2 separate regions of the Mus musculus genome follow, and region 2 is linked to region 1. The links are chromatin loops, found by intact Hi-C in ENCODE. Cell type or tissue: heart. All regions are shown on one strand. Links, peaks and the distances in the headings refer to the core of each region. The heading gives the core; the rest is flanking DNA.

Region 1 (5,767 bases), core at 623-4,622:
TTTCTAGGGGTTTGATCTGGCATGACTCTAAAAGAAGTACTGTTTTGGCTTTGATTTGTATGAATAACTGAGTAATGTCAGTGAAACGATCCAAGAGAAACTTCTGTTAAAAAAACAAACAAACAAAAAAGTTAGGGCTCGGTATGATGGCACATGCCTTTAACCCCAGCACTCTGGAGGCAGAGGCAGGTGGATCTATGCTAGCCTGCTCTACCTAGCAAATCCCAAGACAGTGAGGGCTCCACAGAGAAACCCTGTCTCCAGAGAAGATGAAGGGGGGAAAAAGGTTAAAAGGCCAAAAGGTCAGGATAAGGAGGATACAGAGGAAAGTCAGGAGAATGGGGAGGAGCCAGGATGCAAGAAGGACACTGGATTTTCAGTATCTGGTCCCTAAGCCTCTGGGCCTCATACAAGCCACCTTTGATTGGTTGCTGTAAAGACAGCATTGTCCCTTGAGGAGAGTGTACATCACTCCGTGGGATGCACTGAGGAGGTCAGTCCCCACCATGGTGGCAAAGAGCCAAGTTCATCTTGAATGGCTTTGATCTGTCTTGAAACATCTTTAACAGATTGAGGCAGTTTCTAATGCAAGGCGCAAATAATAAATCAAGAGTGATCAGGAGGACCCTAGCTTGTCTCCCAAAACCTCCCCCACCCCCTAATTGTCATTCATTATGCTCTTCTGCAACTTTGTTTATTAAGACAGCAGGATCTGCACTGCCCTCAAGGTTCCTTATACACCACGAACTACCCCTGCGTGGCTTTTGTACTGAAATAATTCAATGAACATCTGTCTCACTCCAGCAACAGAAGAAAGTCCCTGGGGGTATGGAGATTGCAGACCAAATAGTCACTGATATATAAAAGAGCAAACCATAAACAGCTAAATTATCCTGGATGACAGAGCAGGTATCCAGACCATGCAAGGTGTGACCACATCTATGTGACACTGCTGAGCGCCGAGGACACTGGAGGGGTGTTTGCTCAAGCAAGACCAACAAGATCCTTTTATGCCTTGACTGTGATGGACACAAAACCTAAAATGCCAAGGAAATCATACAGAATGAATAAATTTACCTGAGGTCACAAAAGAGGAGTCTGAACAGAACTGGAAGCTTGTCTTGCTGTGGATACGTGGTGTTTTACTATACTTTCGGCAGCTCACAACCTCGTGTGACTCCAGTCTGTGGGATCTGATGCCCGGTGCCCTCTTCTGCCCTCTGGGCATGGCACATGGTACGCAGACATGGGTTCAATCAGAACACGCATACACCGTTCTTGCTTCCTGTGGTTACATGGGTTCCAAGGATTGAACTCAGGCTGCTGGGTGACCAAGGTCCTTGCCCTCACTTGCTGAGCCATCCCACCCTGGGCAGCATTTTTTTTTTTGGATTATTCAGGTTTCTTAAGCAATTGACTAGGAGCTTACTTTGAACGGCAATTTACAAGCAATGTATATGAGGCAGTAGAATATTTTGAAATGGAAATCTTATACCTGTCTCCTTTATTTTACTGTATTCCTAATACAATGACCTTCATACACACAGAGAGGTCTTCCTGTGGGGTCAGTATAACTAAAATGTCTTATTTTAATCTAAATGGCCACTTGTTTCTAATAGCAACCTACTGAATGGAGAGGAAACGAAACTTGACCTGGAGATCCCTATAGCCAGGGTGTTAGGAACCAGTGACGAAATCTGTTTCCCACGACTGAACCAAATGTCATTTTGCGAGCATATGGCATCATGTCATCTTAAAAAGGGACTAAAAGGGTGCATTGTGGTGCACAGAAGAGCAGCATCCCCTGAAGGCCCTGTACACATCTGTACACTCAATACAAACATCCAGGTAAGACAAAGCAATTAGAAGTATCTAAAGGGATACCACAGGCTAGTAAGGAATGTTTCCTGCCCAAAGATTACCCCAATAGCTTTGCTTTGGTGTCCTAAGAGGTGAATTCAACACAAATTGCGATTCCTCATCATAATCTCCCAGTTTGTCCTACAATTCAAGTTCCTACAACTTAAGTGGCAGCTTTATGTTATTTTTTTTAAACACCAGAAAGAAAACGTACAGAGGTCCAATTTGCAAGTTGGGGAAAACAGTGAAAAATTCATACAAGTAATGAGGAAGACCTAGACCCGTGGGCAAGCTGAATGCATGATTTCCAGGTGCAAAGCTGTGTTTCTCTCTCTCTCTCTCTCTCTCTCTCTCTCTCTCTCTCTCTCTCTCTCTCTCTCTCTCTCTCTCTCTCCCTCCCTCCCTCCCTCCCTCCCTCCCTCCCTCCCTCCCTCCCTCCCTCCCTCCCTCCCTCCCTCCCTCTCTCTCTCTCTCTCTCTCTCTCTCTCTCTCTCTCGCCTTCTCCTGCAGTCTTGCCTGGCAGCTGGCTTCAACACGCCTTCAGGAAAAAGCCTGAGATGTCAGTCATTTGACCTGGCCGGTTTTTTTCCTGGCTGGTATGTAACCCCCAACTGCATAATGCATAATCTGAGATAACAGACAACCTGACACCTTTCGTTGCATGGTAAACTTTTATTTAAAAAAAAAACAAAAAACAAAAAAAAAAAAACGGAGTTCAGGTAAGGTGAGCCATTTCCTAAATACACAGCAATTTGACAAGAGGCAACTTTAAAATCCACACTAAACAACAAACACACCCCCCACCAGCCACGCCCCCCGTAGGGAGGGGGCTTAAACTGCGCATGCGTGCTAGGTGCGACATTGTCGACGCCAATTTCAGTCCGCCAGTGAACCGGTCTTGAACCACTCTCCAGCAGCCTCGAGAGGCAGAGTTTGCGCCAAGTTCCTTGGTCTCCGACGGCCTCCCTTCTCACGCAGCCATGTCTTCCAGCAGACCCGTGGCGCTGGTGACCGGTGCTAACAAAGGAATCGGATTCGCGATCACTCGTGACCTGTGTCGGAAATTCTCCGGGGACGTGGTGCTCGCGGCGCGGGACGAGGAGCGGGGCCAAACGGCAGTGCAAAAGCTGCAGGCGGAGGGCCTGAGCCCACGCTTCCACCAGCTGGACATCGACAACCCGCAGAGCATTCGCGCACTGCGCGACTTTCTGCTCAAGGAATACGGAGGCCTGGACGTGCTGGTCAACAACGCAGGCATCGCCTTCAAGGGTAAGCCATTGGGTGTGGAGATGGAAGGTGGCTTCCCCAGAGCCTGGTGGCAAGGTGGGCTGTGCCTCTCTGGGATCATTACTAGGACCAGGAGCACTATGCTGTAGGACTCTGAAACAGATCCCCTGGGAGAAACAGGACAGGGTAGTAGGGGCTGCAGGAAAGCAGAGCCTCAATGTTCGCCATCATTTCTAGGTTTCCCTCACCCAGTTGTTGAGTAATTGAATTGGACTTGGCGATACTTAAGTGGAACTATATCTGATACTGAAATAAGCAAGAGATTGAGGAGAGAGAAAGAGACAGAGGGAAACGGTGTTTCCTTAAGATCCTGATATATACAAACTTCACCTAGCCACCCCCAGTGGTGGTGGTGTCTTTCAAGCACAATAGAAAATTGTCAGATGGACAGTGATGCAGAGCTGTATGTAAACAAGACTGTACTTGCAAGTGGATCTCTAAAGCTCTAGCTTACTTAGGTCTTTACATTTCCACTCCGCTAACTCGGTTCTCTTCTCCCCCCCCCCCCCCCGAAAGTCAATGACGACACCCCCTTCCACATTCAAGCAGAGGTGACAATGAAAACGAACTTTTTTGGTACCCGAGATGTCTGCAAGGAGCTGCTCCCTCTAATAAAACCCCAAGGTGAGTCTGCCAGGTGACTTCCGGGCTCAGCTCCTCTCCCTACTGCACAGCCTCTCTGCCACTGTGAGGCACTGCTCAGACCTTTGATCTCAATTCTTTTGTGGCCATTGACTTTCTCTTTGCATACGCAGCTCTTCTTAATCTTCAGATAAGATTCCAGCATCCACTTCTTCCACCTCCTCACCCATTAGGGGCTTTAGGACTCCAATTATGTCTGAAATATTTTGCATACATACTGACATCCCACTGGCCACAATGGCCTGTCCCCACAAGTGCTAAGATTGTACCCAACTACATCCCTCAGCCCAGCTCCACAGCAGCTCTCAGCTGTCAAGATGAACCCTACAAACCCTCTGAGGAAACCACCTTTCTGGAGCAGGACTTCTTTGCCTCTCTACAGCACTCAGCCCCTCCTAAAATCCTTCAGGAAGAAAATCAGGCCTTTAGCAGGGCTCACAAGACTCTATAATCTCACCCTTCCTTATTCCGAGCTCATGTTAGTGCTCCATCAACATGAGAAACCTTTCTGGAAAAACAAACTATCACATTACATTTCTCATGAACTGCTCTCATACCACAAGTCTTTGAATAGCACGTGAATGACCAGTCATTAAACACACCAGTAATGATGAGGGAGCCACTTTGAAAATGTGAGTCTCTGGTATAGAGTTGACTAAGTATGGCTCTCTCAGAACTCCTGTCCTCTCTCCTGTCTTCCCCTCTGGACCAGATCTCACGGTCATCTGGCTTCTCTGCTCACACAAACCTCAAAAGCAAAAAACCAGATTCTCTGCTACTTAACTCCTGTTCTGTGCATCCCTGTCTCACATGAAATCTTTCTGATACAATTCTCACCAGATGTAAAGTGCTGTTCTTGTACATGGTGATGTGTTTTTAGGCAGAGTGGTGAATGTGTCCAGCATGGTGAGTCTCAGGGCCCTGAAAAACTGCAGGCTGGAGCTGCAGCAGAAGTTTCGAAGCGAGACCATCACAGAGGAGGAGCTGGTGGGGCTCATGAACAAGTTTGTGGAAGATACAAAGAAAGGAGTCCATGCGGAAGAAGGTTGGCCTAATAGTGCATATGGGGTCACCAAGATTGGGGTGACAGTCCTGTCCAGAATCCTTGCCAGGAAACTTAATGAGCAGAGGAGAGGGGACAAGATCCTTCTGAATGCCTGCTGCCCTGGGTGGGTCAGAACCGACATGGCAGGACCAAAAGCCACCAAAAGCCCAGAAGAAGGAGCAGAGACCCCTGTGTACTTGGCCCTTTTGCCTCCAGATGCAGAGGGGCCTCATGGGCAGTTTGTTCAAGATAAAAAAGTTGAACCATGGTGAACCCAACTCTCACCTCCCACCCCCTTGTATCCAGACTTTATGAAGGCCAAGGACATTTATAATGTAGTAACACTTCTGAAAAATAAACATAGAATTCTTTGAATGCACAGAGGTTTACAAATGTTTTTAAGTTGTCCTTTATTTTGTTCATATGATTGTCTTTGGTGTATATCAGGAAGGGTGCTACACCCATACAGTGCTCTTGAGTGCCAGGAGAGTCAGTGGATGCCAGGAACTGGGCATAAAGATGTTGTAAGCCTGTTCATGTGTGCTGGAAAAGGAGCTCTGGCCTCTACAAGAGCAGCAAGGGAACTTCCCTGCTGAGCCATGTCTTCAGTCCTCATTTCTACAGATGCCTTTCAGGCAAAACTGCCTTCATCCCAGGCGTTTAATTAAAACAGAACTCAGGCCAAGGGATGGCACGGTGTGACTGCAGACAGTGAACATCAGGAGCCAAAGCAGATTGGGGAAGCTTGTGCACCCTACAGTGTGTGCTATCAGCTCAGGGGTGTCCTTAACAGACACTATGTGTGGAAAGCCTGAGTCATGGCAATGCTGACACAAAACAAGGTGCTCAAAAGGAAAAGAGATCAATTCCCCTGGGGGCATTTTGAGTGACCATGAGGTTACCCAACAACATGGTACACCTTGGAAGCTCTTT
Region 2 (5,767 bases), core at 916-4,915, 100 kb after region 1:
CCTCCAAACTACTGGGATCACAGTGGGCTGCTATGCCTGCCCAGCATTCCATGGGTGCTGGGGATTTGAACTCAGCTCTTTATTCTTATTCAGCAAGTGCTTTTACCTGATAATCCATCACCCCAGCTATCTCCTTTTATTTCTTTTTCGGCAGGGAGGGGCTGAGCCAGGAGTGTGTGTGTGTGTGTGTGTGTGTGTGTGTGTGTGTGTACTCTTAGCTGTACTGGAACTTATTCTGTAGACCAGGCTGGCTTAGAACTCATAGACATCCTCCTGCCTCTGCCTCTGAGTGCTGTGATTAAAGACGTGTGCCACCACCGCCCGGCCATCTGTCAGTTCTTAATATTGTATATTTATTGCCAATCTTGATTATAAATTGAGATGTTCTTTTTCTTTTTTTTTTTTTTAACAGCTTACAAATTTTGAGTCAGCCAAGCTTTAACCCCTTCATCCCTGGATATAAATACTAGACATGTAGACGGTTTTAAATGCCTGCATGTGCTGGTTACACAAACGTCAATGTACCTGGGAAGAGGAGCCTTATCTGAGAAAAGCCTCCATCAGATTGCCTGTAGGCAAGTCTGTGGGCATTTTCTTGATTAATAATTGATGCACGTGGGCCCAGCTCCCTGGAGGTGGCACCACCCGGGCAGGTGATCCTGGAAAATATAAGACAGCTAGCTGAGCAAGCCAGTAAGCAGCATTCCTCCATGGCCTCTACTTCAGTTTCTGTCTCCAAATTCCTCCCTCAAGTTCCTGCCTGGCCTGAATTCACGGTACACTGTGCTAGGGACATGTAAGCAAAATAAACTGCTTTCTTCCAAAATTGCTTTTTGTCACCATGTTTTCTTATAGCAACGGAAACCCAGCTAGGGCACTGTGCCGTGACAGATTTGTATATGTTAGGTTTGGCCCAAGTGGGTGGGCTTTCTCATTACTGCTATAACACAATTCAATTCCCTCTGTTCAGTGGGCTGTGAGCTGGTTAAACCTTGAAGACTGTCAAGGGAAAAAAAAAAAAACCTAGCTGAGTGCTGTGGCGCATACCTTTGATCCCAGCACTCAGGAGGCAGATGTTTGTGAGTTCAAGGTCAGCCTGCTCTACTGAGCTACTTCCCTGTCAGCCAGAACTACAGAGAAACCTTGTCTCAAAAAGCCAAAACAAAACAAACAACAAAACATGCCAATTGTTGTTTGGCCATTTTGTCTAAGCTCTGAGATGAGAGTTTATCAAACCTTCACTGGGAAGTTAACTTTACTGAAATTAATGTTTTCCTGTTAAGTTGGCTCAATTCTTTGCTTCCCCACCCTTTCCATTTCAAGACCAGACATAAAAACCATTCCTGAGAAGACTAGAGTACTTGTATCTAGCAGATGGATGGAATAAAAGTTAGGGAACCAGACTTCAGCCATTTACATAACCCTTCCTGTTAGGGTTGTCATCTGGGTTTTGTTTTGTTTTTTACATTTAGTGTGTGTGTGTATGTGTGTGTGTGAGAAGACAGCTTTTAGAAGCTGGTTTTCTTATCCAAGAATCAAACTCTGAGCAGCAAGTGCCTTTACCCGATTAGCCTACTTGCCTTCCTGGATATATCTATTTTGGAATCTGATATAATCTATTTTTCCCAGAAAAAATATTCACTGAGCTTTATAAGCAATTACTAAATAGATTTGGATGGTGTCTTAGTTACTATTGCTGTGATGAAACACCACAACCAAAAGCAGCTTGGGGAGGAAGGGTTTGGCTTACTCTTCCATATCATGGTTCACCTTTGAAGGAGTCAGGGCAGGAACTCAAGCAGGGCAGGAACCTGGAGCCAGAAGCTGATGCAGAGGCCATGGAAGGTGCTGCTTACTGGCTTGCTCAGCTTGCTTTTTTTTTTTTTAAGATTTATTTATTATATGTAAGTACACTGTAGCTGTCTTCAGACACCCCAGAAGAAGGCATCAGATCTCATTACGGATGGTTGTGAGCCACCATGTGGTTGCTGGGATTTGAATTCCGGACCGTTGGAAGAGCAATCAGTGCTCTTAACTGATGAGCCATCTCTCCAGCCCTCAGCTTGCTTTTTTATAGAACACAGAACCAAACACAGAAGTGGATGCTCACAGTCAACTATTGGATGGATCACAGGACCCCCAATGGAGGAGCTAGAGAAAGTATCCAAGGAGCTAAAGAGATCTGCAACCCTGTAGGTGCAACATTATGAACTAACCAGTACCCCATAGTTCTTGACTCTAGCTGCATATGTATCAAAAGATGGCCTAGTCGGCCATCACTGGAAAGAGAGGCCCACTGGACAGGCAAACTTTATATGCCCCAGTAGAGGGGAACGCCAGGGCCAAAAAATGGGAATGGGTGGGTAGGGGAGGGTGTGGGAGGGTGTGGGAGACTTTTGGGATAGCATTGGAAATGTAATTGAGGAAAATATGTAATAAAAAAAATAAGAAAAAAAAAAAAAAAGAACACAGAACCACCAGCCCAGGTATGTCTTTACCCACAATGGGCTGGGCCCTCTCCATCAATCACTAATTGAGAAAATAAGGTTTTGTCTGCTTATAGCCAGATCTTATGAAAGTATTTTCTCCATCGAGGTTCTCTCCTTTCAGCTGACTCTAGATTGTGTCAAATTGGCATAAAACTAGCCAGCACTAGATAGCTCTTTCTAAAATTTTCATGGAATAGGCTATCACTGAAATAACCTTAGTCGGTAGAAGGCGCTGTTTCATCTGGCAGCGCTGCTGCTGGCGTCATCAAGACACGGTCAATGTCAGAGTGAATCCTGCCAGCTCCCAGACCCCATCACTCTTCGAGGATGCATGGACACCTTAACCCGGAACCCCCAAGCCTTCTGTTCCTGTTACCTGGGATTCTTCCTGCCTCCACCCCACGATGAAGATTGTGGGTGTGGTCCTGACGCAAAGCCCAAGGGTGCACGACACTGGGAAGGCCCTGCTCCCAGAGTCCGGAAAGCCCAGGGTTTTTTTTTTTTGTTGTTGTTGTTTTTTTTTTTTTCTCTTTTTTTTTTTTTATTAGGTATTTTCCTCATTTACATTTTCAATGCTATCCCAAAGGTTCCCCATACTCAGCCCCCTTCCCCATACCCACCCCCCAAGCCCAGGGTTTTACCTGCCTGTTTATGTGAGACCTTACCCGACTACATCGCAAGGCCACGCCCACCACTGGCCCCCCAAGTTTAGACCAGCCTCCAGCCCCAAAAACCCCGCCCTCAGAGACCCCACCCACCATCGGTCCACTGGCAGCTCCACGCGTCCAGAGCCCCGCCTTGAGCACCGAGGCCCCACCCACTCTGCCAGACCCCTCCCCCAACCCCTCCGCCTCCAAGTCTCCTCTTTCGCTCTCCGCCCTATGTGACTGACCAGGGCGCGGCCCCACGCCGCAGAGGCCAAACCAACCCCGCCACCAAGGCCCCGCCCACACGCCTAGAGTCCCGCCCACGAGGAGAGAGGCGCCGCCATACCGTTAAGGCTCCGCCCCCGTTCACGCGCAACGTCATGACCCCGCCTACAATGGCCCCTCCCAGTCACCGCTAAGGACCCCGCCCCACGCCGAGGGCCTGCCTCCAGGTCCCGCCCCCCGAGGTCCCGCCTTCCGGCCCCGCCCCCAGCCGCCCAGTTCCCGGGAGTGGCGGCAGCTGGGCGGAGGCGCAGCGATACCTCCGCCTTCGAGGTCTCTGCCGAAGCGCAGAGCCGCCTTGTCCCGCAGCCGACGGGCTCCGTCCCACGCCCACCGCCGAGGTCCGCGGCCGCCGGTAAGTGTGGTCCCCGCGGGCCCGGAGCGGCAGAGGCGTAGAGCTCGGGCGGTGGCGCGTCTGCTGCAGTGCGGGTACGGCCGCGCGTGGGTGTGGGCTTCAGACCCGGCCTTCTGCGCCTGGCAGGGTCCGTGCGAGCGGGCCTCGGGCCGCAGGTGGAGGTCGAATGGCCACCGCTGTCAGCCTAGCCGGCCCAGGGCCGTTCTGGAAGCTCAGCCTTTGTTGGGCAGGGCTTCCAGGTTCCCTAATGGTGTCCCAGCAGCCGGCGTGCACCAGCCAGCCTGCCCCTGCGCCGGCGGATAAGCCGCGGAGGAGGTGCTCACCCGGTGACAGCAGTCCCCATCTCGGGAAGCCTGTGTAGGGTTGTTGAGGACACCCCACCTTTAAAAGCTATTCCTGTGAAGTGTCAGGTGTCTTGCTTTTTTTCCCCCCTCTAGTGCTATTTGATCTCAGTGTAAAAGACCGAATTCAAAACTGGGCCAGTTGGTAAAGAGGGTTGATGCGCTGTAGAAGCAGGGACATTATCAGCAAGTAAATAGGAAGGCTGCTGATTGTCGGCTTTTACTGTGTTCATCATACTCCTTCCTTGTAAGCATGTTTACAACCGACTTCCGGATCCAGCAGATGGCTTTTGCGTCTTCACCTGAGCTTAGAAATTAGGAATGGGTAAGGCGAGAGCACTCCTACGAATGCTTTCTGTTTCAAGGTAAAGGTATCGGGTGCACGTGTGCATAGGGCTTTGCGTATTATCTTTTGTAGCCTCCATAGCGCTATCAGCCCACTGAACTGCGGTTGTATCTCACAAAAATAGGTGTTGGAGATGGCTTGTGAGAGGGGCTGTTTAGAGGTTGACCTAGCCATTGTATAACAGAACTGAGCCCGAATCCTATGCCTACCACTAATCCCTAATATCCCCATCTTTCGGCAGTAATGTCCCTTGTGGGACTCCAGTGTGTTTCGTAAGTGAAATCAGTGTAGAGCTGACACAGAAACTGTGTAGTGTTGTAATTCCCCATGCCCGTATTTTGAAGGGGTTCGCTTGAATAACCTCTGAGCTTCTTACCTGTGCAGTTGTGCCAGCATTGGGCCCTCACAGAGAAAGAACTGCACCTGCTGCCTGTTCATACCTGGCTGACAGCCTCCTTGCCAAGGGCAGCCAGGCGCTCTCTGTCATCCTGGACACTCACCGTCTCAGTGATGCAGCTCTTCCTGGCATCATGAGAGTCCACACCTGTGGGCTCCGAGGACTCCTTTGCTGATAGCTTGCCTTCCTCTTTCCTCTCTTGTCCAAACCAGACTCGGATAGCTCTGTGTGTGTGTGTGTGTGTGTGTGTGTGTGTGTGTGTGTGTGAGAGAGAGAGAGAGAGAGAGAGAGAGAGAGAGAGAAGAGAGTGTGTGAGTGTGTATGTGTGTGTGAGAGTGTGTATGTGTGTGTAAGAGAGTGTATGTGAGTATGTGTATGAGAGAGAGTGTGTGAGTGTGTGTGTGTGTGTGAGAGAGAGAGAGTGTATGTGAGTATGTGTATGAGAGTGTGTGAGTGTGTGTGTGAGAGAGAGAGGAGAGAGAGTGTGTGAGTGTGTATGTGTGTGTGAGAGTGTGTATGTGTGTGTAAGAGAAAGAGTGTATGTGAGTATGTGTATGAGAGTGTGTGAGTGTGTGTGTGTGTGAGAGAGAGAGTGTGTATGTGAGTATGTGTATGAGAGTGTGTGAGTGTGTGAGAGAGAGAGAGAGAGAGAGGAGAGAGTGTGTGAGTGTGTATGTGTGTGTGAGAGTGTGTATGTGTGTGTAAGAGAAAGAGTGTATGTGAGTATGTGTATGAGAGTGTGTGAGAATGTGTGTGTGTGTGTGTGTGAGAGAGAGAGAGAGAGAGAGAGTGAGTTGCAGCCAATCTTTGGGCTTCCTTTCTCAGGAAAGACATCCTTTTTATTTTGAGGCAAAGTCTCTCCTTGAGCCGGGAGCCCAGGTTAGGCCAGGCTGGTGGACAGAGCCCTGTG

Evidence for each region. Hi-C counts contacts between places; a loop is a spot of excess contacts. Peaks named below come from ENCODE experiments on the same cell type or tissue, not always from the same donor. Only the 100,000 strongest peaks of a DNase experiment are listed, where the experiment ranks them.
Region 2: it touches region 1 in a loop (2.7-fold over the local background); 1 of 42 quality-filtered maps calls a loop at or near these places.

The regions. Positions count from the first base shown.
Region 1 is chr16:93,605,126-93,610,892 of GRCm38, forward strand. It overlaps Cbr1 (carbonyl reductase 1), which reads left to right and starts at 2,712. Exons shown (of 3, transcript NM_007620.2): 1 at 2,712-3,129; 2 at 3,664-3,771; 3 at 4,670-5,224. The coding sequence starts at 2,841. The coding sequence ends at 5,106. In heart, for the core only: no CTCF peak of the experiment used is centred there; a DNase peak (open chromatin) is centred at 2,726; H3K4me3 peaks cover 1,399 bases; H3K27ac peaks cover 716 bases.
Region 2 is chr16:93,708,296-93,714,062 of GRCm38, forward strand. Dop1b (DOP1 leucine zipper like protein B) reads left to right here and starts at 3,612. Exons shown (of 37, transcript NM_027293.1): 1 at 3,612-3,773. Gm41501 (a long non-coding RNA gene) reads left to right here. Exons shown (of 3, transcript XR_876265.3): 3 at 413-1,337. In heart, for the core only: a CTCF peak has its summit at 2,711; DNase peaks (open chromatin) are centred at 2,846 and 3,406; H3K4me3 peaks cover 2,116 bases; H3K27ac peaks cover 1,165 bases; H3K27me3 peaks cover 288 bases.